2 separate regions of the Homo sapiens genome follow, and region 1 is linked to region 2. The links are chromatin loops, found by intact Hi-C in ENCODE. Cell type or tissue: endothelial cell of umbilical vein. All regions are shown on one strand. Each heading gives the region's core, and the rest is flanking DNA. Links, peaks and the distances in the headings are about the cores only.

The links. Hi-C counts contacts between places; a loop is a spot of excess contacts. Peaks named below come from ENCODE experiments on the same cell type or tissue, not always from the same donor. Only the 100,000 strongest peaks of a DNase experiment are listed, where the experiment ranks them.
Region 1: a loop joins it to region 2, with 11 times the contacts of the local background. A loop is called at or near these places in 3 of 110 quality-filtered maps.

What each region holds. Positions count from the first base shown.
Region 1 is chr17:3,028,995-3,031,907 of GRCh38, forward strand. It overlaps RAP1GAP2 (RAP1 GTPase activating protein 2), which reads left to right. Exons shown (of 25, transcript NM_015085.5): 23 at 1,928-2,004. Among named protein-coding and RNA genes, the nearest start is that of OR1D5, 33 kb to the right of the region's middle. In endothelial cell of umbilical vein, for the core only: no CTCF peak of the experiment used is centred there; a DNase peak (open chromatin) is centred at 1,347; H3K27ac peaks cover 2,295 bases.
Region 2 is chr17:2,958,805-2,961,717 of GRCh38, forward strand. The region is part of intron 4 of RAP1GAP2 (RAP1 GTPase activating protein 2); the gene reads left to right. Among named protein-coding and RNA genes, the nearest start is that of RAP1GAP2-AS1, 5.6 kb to the right of the region's middle. RefSeq lists an enhancer at 1,309-1,850. In endothelial cell of umbilical vein, for the core only: no CTCF peak of the experiment used is centred there; a DNase peak (open chromatin) is centred at 1,557; H3K27ac peaks cover 948 bases.

The sequences.
Region 1 (2,913 bases), core at 156-2,655, 70 kb after region 2:
TCACCATGTTGGCCAGGCTGGTCTCGAACTCCTGACCTCGTGATCCACCCACCTCGGCCTCCCAAAGTGCTGGGATTACAGGCGTGAGCCACCGCGCCTGACCTGGTGTTTTTGTTTTGTTTTGTTTTGTTTTCTAAATAAGACTTAAATATTGAAGGAATGAATGAAAGAATCTGTAAGCAAGCCTGGCCCCCACTTGGTGTTAAATAAACGTCAAAGTAAGGAAGGTTTTGAGTAAAGGAATTAGAGAGTCTCTGCAGGTTGCTGAAGGTCACCGAGGGCGGAAGGGACCTGGAGCGGGTCTGGTGACTTATGGCCGGTGCTTCCCACACCACACGGTGAGGCTGCCTCTTACACACCTTTTCTCCACACAGTATTTAACCCCGATGGGCTGCTTTTCACCCCCAGCCCACGAAAGATGTGCTTGGTACCCACTGGATCAGGGTGGGCTTGGGGGGATCTGGGAACCGGTTTCATGCTGTTTGGCTGAGTCTGGGGAGAGGCAGGGTGGAGTGGGGAGAGGTGGCCTGACGTCCTGACGTACAGTCTCCATAATGTCAGATATCTGATCATGGTCATTTCCTACCTGGGCTTCCTGGGGCACAGAAGAGGACTGATAGGTTACACAGAGGTGTTGTAGCCCTGGGTGGAACTCCTCGATTCGAAGCACCACGAACCAGCCAGCAGCTTCCAGGAAGGCTGCACTAAGCTTTCCATACCCTCGGCCAGAGGACAGCCAGAAAGTCAAGTGGCCCTCCTGCCAGCGGGGCACAGCGGGAAATGTTGACACCGGGCTCTGCCACCACTCACACACACTTAACGGAATTTTATTATACGATGGATGTCAAACCCAGTGTACAAATACTAGATAATATTCTTTACCATAAGTCCCATATGTCCAACTGATTCTCACAGAATGCTTTTAGTGGTGTTTGCTTCACCTTTTTATCTGTAGCCAACTTAAGGCTGCAGGAGATGAATGTGTGTAATTCTGACATGAATGTGGACTGATATTACCATGTTTGTTAATAAGTATTTTATATGTATATATTATATATACATATATAGTATATACATATAATATACATATGTTATAGATACACATAATATACATATATGTATATATTATATATACATATATATTATATGTTATATGTATATACATATGTATAATATATATTATACACACACACACACACACACTCACTCTCATGGCGCCCGGCCATGAGTATTTTGTATTAAGAGAACTTCATTCGTCAGTGACATGAGTCATTTCCTTGCTGTATCCGAGAAAAGTTTTCAAACCCCGGAAGGATATTTCCTCAGTTTTCTTTTGTGCTATTCACAATGTAATCGCTGCAGACACAGCATGTTTTGAAGTTTCATGTAAATTCCTTTTTTTCTATTAGTTCCTTAAGTCTAGACAACAAAACAATCAATCAAGTCATGATTTGTAGCATGTACCAGTTTCTGTGGTGTAAATACACTTGTCGTGGCTGATCTCAAGCTACTGACGTGATGTCCTCGAACGTGGACTTGGGAAGAAGATATACTGTAGCCACCATCTTTAGGGTGTTTCTACCACATGGATACAATAGACGTAAGAGCACAGATAATCGTAAAACAGAGAAAAATAAGTAGGAAGTGACGAATTTCAAGTATTTATTACCTCTGTTGAATATAATTTATTGAACTGTAAGCTTATATATAATTCAACTTTAAAAAATGGCCTGAGTTGAACAACCAGCTCACCACAATTCTATAATCTAGGAGTTGGCTCTCGTGGGTCGGCACAGGTCAGCTAGGGTGCCTGGTCCTGGTGGAGGGCAGGAGGCCCCCTTCCCCTGGCCTCCCTAGCCAGTCCCCACACACAGCCCCAGTGGCCTCCACAGCTCCACCCTCCTTTCATGGCCGTTCTTTTTCTTAGATGCCAAAAGCAGAAACTCCCCGAGATCGAACCTGAAATTCCGCTTTGACAAGCTCAGCCATGCCAGCTCTGGTGCGGTAAGGATGCGCCTCCCACACCCCACACTCCACTTTCTGCAGAGGCCCAGCCTTCCTTCCTGAGGCCAGAGGAAGAGGGTTCAGACATCCCAGAGGGGGCTCCCCGAAGGAGGCAGGGGAAGCTCTGGGGACGTCTGGCTCCAGCAGGTGCAGGCCGTGTCTCCGGGTTCCAGCCACCTTTGCCACAACTCCCAAGGTGGAGCTACACCTCTGGACACGGCCAGGCCCAGATGTGAGGTGGGAGGTGCTGGTTCCTGGGTCCCCCAGTCCCTTCCTGAGCTCTCCAGACTATCGAGAGCTCCAGGCCCAGTTGTGAGGTGGGAAGGGCTGGTTCCTGGGTCCCCCAGTCCCTTCCTGAGCTCACCAGACTATCGAGAGCTCCAGGTCCAGATGTGAGGTGGAAGGTGCTGGTTCCTGGGTCCCCCAGTCCCTTCCTGAGCTCTCCAGACTATCGAGAGCTCCAGGTCCAGATGTGAGGTGGAAGGTGCTGGTTCCTGGGTCCCCCAGTCCCTTTCTGAGCTCGCCAGACTATGGAGAACTCCAGGTCCAGATGTGAGGTGGGAAGGGCTGGTTCCTGGGTCCCGAATCCCTTCCTGAGCTCACCAGACTATCAAGAGCTCCAGGTCCAGATGTGAGGTGAGAAAGGCTGGTTCCTGGGTCCCCCAGTCCCTTTCTGAGCTCGCCAGACTATCGAGAACTCCAGGTCCAGATGTGAGGTGGGAAGGGCTGGTTCCTGGGTCCCGAATCCCTTCCTGAGCTCACCAGACTATCGAGAGCTCCAGGTCCAGATGTGAGGTGGGAAGGGCTGGTTCCTGGGTCCCCCAGTCCCTTCCTGAGCTCTCCAGACTATCGAGAGCTCCAGGTCCAGATGTGATGTGGGAAGGGCTGGTTCCTGGGTCCCGAATCCCT
Region 2 (2,913 bases), core at 161-2,660:
GTCCTGAGATGTGGGCCAAGCAGCCAGGTGTCCCTGAGGGTGGGGAGGGAGGGGAGACGCTGTTTGAAGGGAAAGTATTGTTACTGCCGTGTCACCGAGAGCCAGTTATTAAAATTGTCCTCTGCGCCCAGCAGCGTGTAGATGACAGACTCATCTTCTACGCATTTAGGGAACTTATCATCAGCTTGCGGAAACCAGGCTGGCATGTGCCTCACAGTGAGGGGTGGGAGATGGTATATAATCAAGTGCTCCATTGCTTGGAGCAAAGCTGGGATTTTCGCCTCTAGTCAGTGGGATCCTGGCACTCTGGGAAGCTGGCAGGGGGTTTGCAGCCCACCCAGCCTTCTCTCCGGTTGCTCCTCAGATCCTCTCTTCCTTCTCCCCCAGCTGGAGTCCCCTTCCCACAACTTTGCCCCACACAGGGTCTCTCTGAGCACAGCATTCAGCCCCAGTTAACCAGCCTCAGAGTGTTGTGTTGTGTAGAGGCTGCAGGGCTTGTCTGTTCATGTAGATCGGGTGCTTTCTAGGGTAGGGGTCTTGTTTTATTCTCCCTCTGTCTGTGCAATGGCTGATCCCCCTGGGTAGCGTGCCTGTTCCCTTTCAGTTGAGACTGTTGAAGCCAAATTTCTGGGTGTTTAAGTCCCTACCATGTGCCCCCTGGGCCCAGCCTCAGAGGGTTCACTCTTAGTAAGAAGCTCACGTATGGGGCACTGCTGGCCATGGAGTGCCCGCGTGGGCCTTGAGCCTGGGCTCCATCTCTCTTCATCTTGCACGTGTGGAAACTGAAGCTCAGAGCAGTGAAGCGCCCGGGTCACTTAGCTAGTTGTGAAGAGCTGAAACTGGAATCCGGGATTCCCGATACCTAGCCCAAGAGTCTGGGAACTGGGAGAAGGCAGAAGCTTTGGATTCCTTCAGTCCTGGGTTCAGGTTCTAACCCTGACGCTTTCTAGCTGAGTATCTTCAGTCAAGTCGGTTTCCCCTTCTGAGCCTTAATTTCTTCACTGAGGGGAGAAGGGGAAATAAAGATAATACCCATTGTGGCCAGTTGCGGTGTCTCACACCTGTCATCCCAGCACTTGGGAGGTCGAGGCAGGTGGATCGCCTGAGGTCAGGAGTTCGAGACCAGCCTGGCCAACCTGGTGAAACCCTGTCTCTACTAAAAATAGAAAAATTAGCTGGGTGTGGTGGCACACGCCTGTAATCCCAGCTACTTGGGAGGCTGAGGCAGGGGAATCTCTTGAACCCGGGAGGTGGAGGCTGCAGTGAGCCGAGATTGCGCCACTGCATTCAGCCTGGATGGCAGAGCAAGACTCCATCTCAAAAAAAAAAAAAAAAAACAACAAAAAAAGACAATACCTCTAGCAAAATAGCACATGGAGGAGAGAGGGCCCCGTGCTGGGCAGTGGCTCTGCGGTAGGTTATTAGGGGAGGGAGTGGCGTGGGGAGGGGATGGGAGGAAGTTTGCTCTCCTGCCCTCGGGGCTGTTCCCAGACAGGGATGACTAATGCAGGCCAAACAAAACAGACTCCTGCCCTCACTGCCCCCACCCGCCATCTGCCCAGTTTGCCAGCTGGGACAGGGTCTGTAGGGCCACCCAGGTGGCTTTGTGTGTGTGTGAGGGGAGCGCCTGTTCAGTGGGAACGGCCCTCCCACGCCCTCCTGAACAATGCTGCAAGGCGACTCAGCCCAGGGAAGTCCGCAGAGGCTGCATGTCAATCCACCCAGTTAACAGGAGCCCTGCTGTCCACAGAGTGTGGGGTACGTCACGCGCTTGGTGAGCCGGTGACCCGGCTTCAAATCTAGGCCCTGCCACTCACTGGCTGTGTGACCTTAGGCAAGCAGCCTCCTTCTGGGGCCCCAGTGTCCTCGCTGGTGGAAAGTGCTGTGAGTTTCAAAGGAGGCCACAGAGAGAGCTAGCTTGGGAAGGTCAAAATCCCTGTGCATTAGTGTTGTGACCAGGCAGACGCTGCTTCTGGACTCCTTCTGCTTCAGAGGGGACCTGTTTCTTCTAGTTTGTGTACCGTCTCATACTGTCACCCGATTTTCTCAGATAGTCTTGGAAACACCACGTGTTCCCCTCCTGCACAACACGGTTAAGTCAGAACTCAGTGATAGAACTGCTGGACCAGGGCCAGGCGCAGTGGCTCACGCCTGTAATCCCAGCACTTTGGGAGGCTGAGGCGGGTGGATCACCTGAGGTTGGGAGTTCAAGACCAGCCTGGGCAACATGGTGAAACCCCATCTCTACTAAAAATGCAAAAAACTAGCTGGGCATGGTGGCACATGCCTGTAATCCCAGTTACTTGGGAGGCTGAGGCAGGAGAATCACTTGAACGCGGGAGGTGGAGGTTGCAGTGAACCGAGATCCCACCACTGCACTCCAGCCTGGGCAACAAGAATGAAACTCCATCTCAAAAAAAAAAGAAGAGGCTGGGTGCAGTGGCTCACGCCTATAATCCCAGCACTTTGGGAAGCCAAGGCGGGTGGATCACCTGAGGTCAGGAGTTCGAGACCAGCCTGGCCAACATGGTGAAACCTCGTCTCTACTAAAAATACAAACATTAGCTGGGCGTGGTGGTACATGCCTGTAATCTCAGCTACTCGGGAGGCCGAGGCAGGAGAATTGCTTGAACCTGGGAGGTGGAGGTTGCAGTAAGCCGAGATCATACCACTGCACTCCAGCCTGGGCAATAGAGAGAGACTCCGTCTCAAAAACAAAAACAAACAAACAAACAAAACTGTTGGACAGGGCACTGCTCCCCAGAAGTGAATTCTTCAGATACCTGTAGATAAACTCCCTTAGTCCAGTCCCAGGCATCATATCTGATCCTTGCAGTCATCCTTCCATTAGTGAGATGAAAGGTGAGCGTCTAATCCTCATTTTACAGATGACACTGGGGGCTCCAAGAAGCT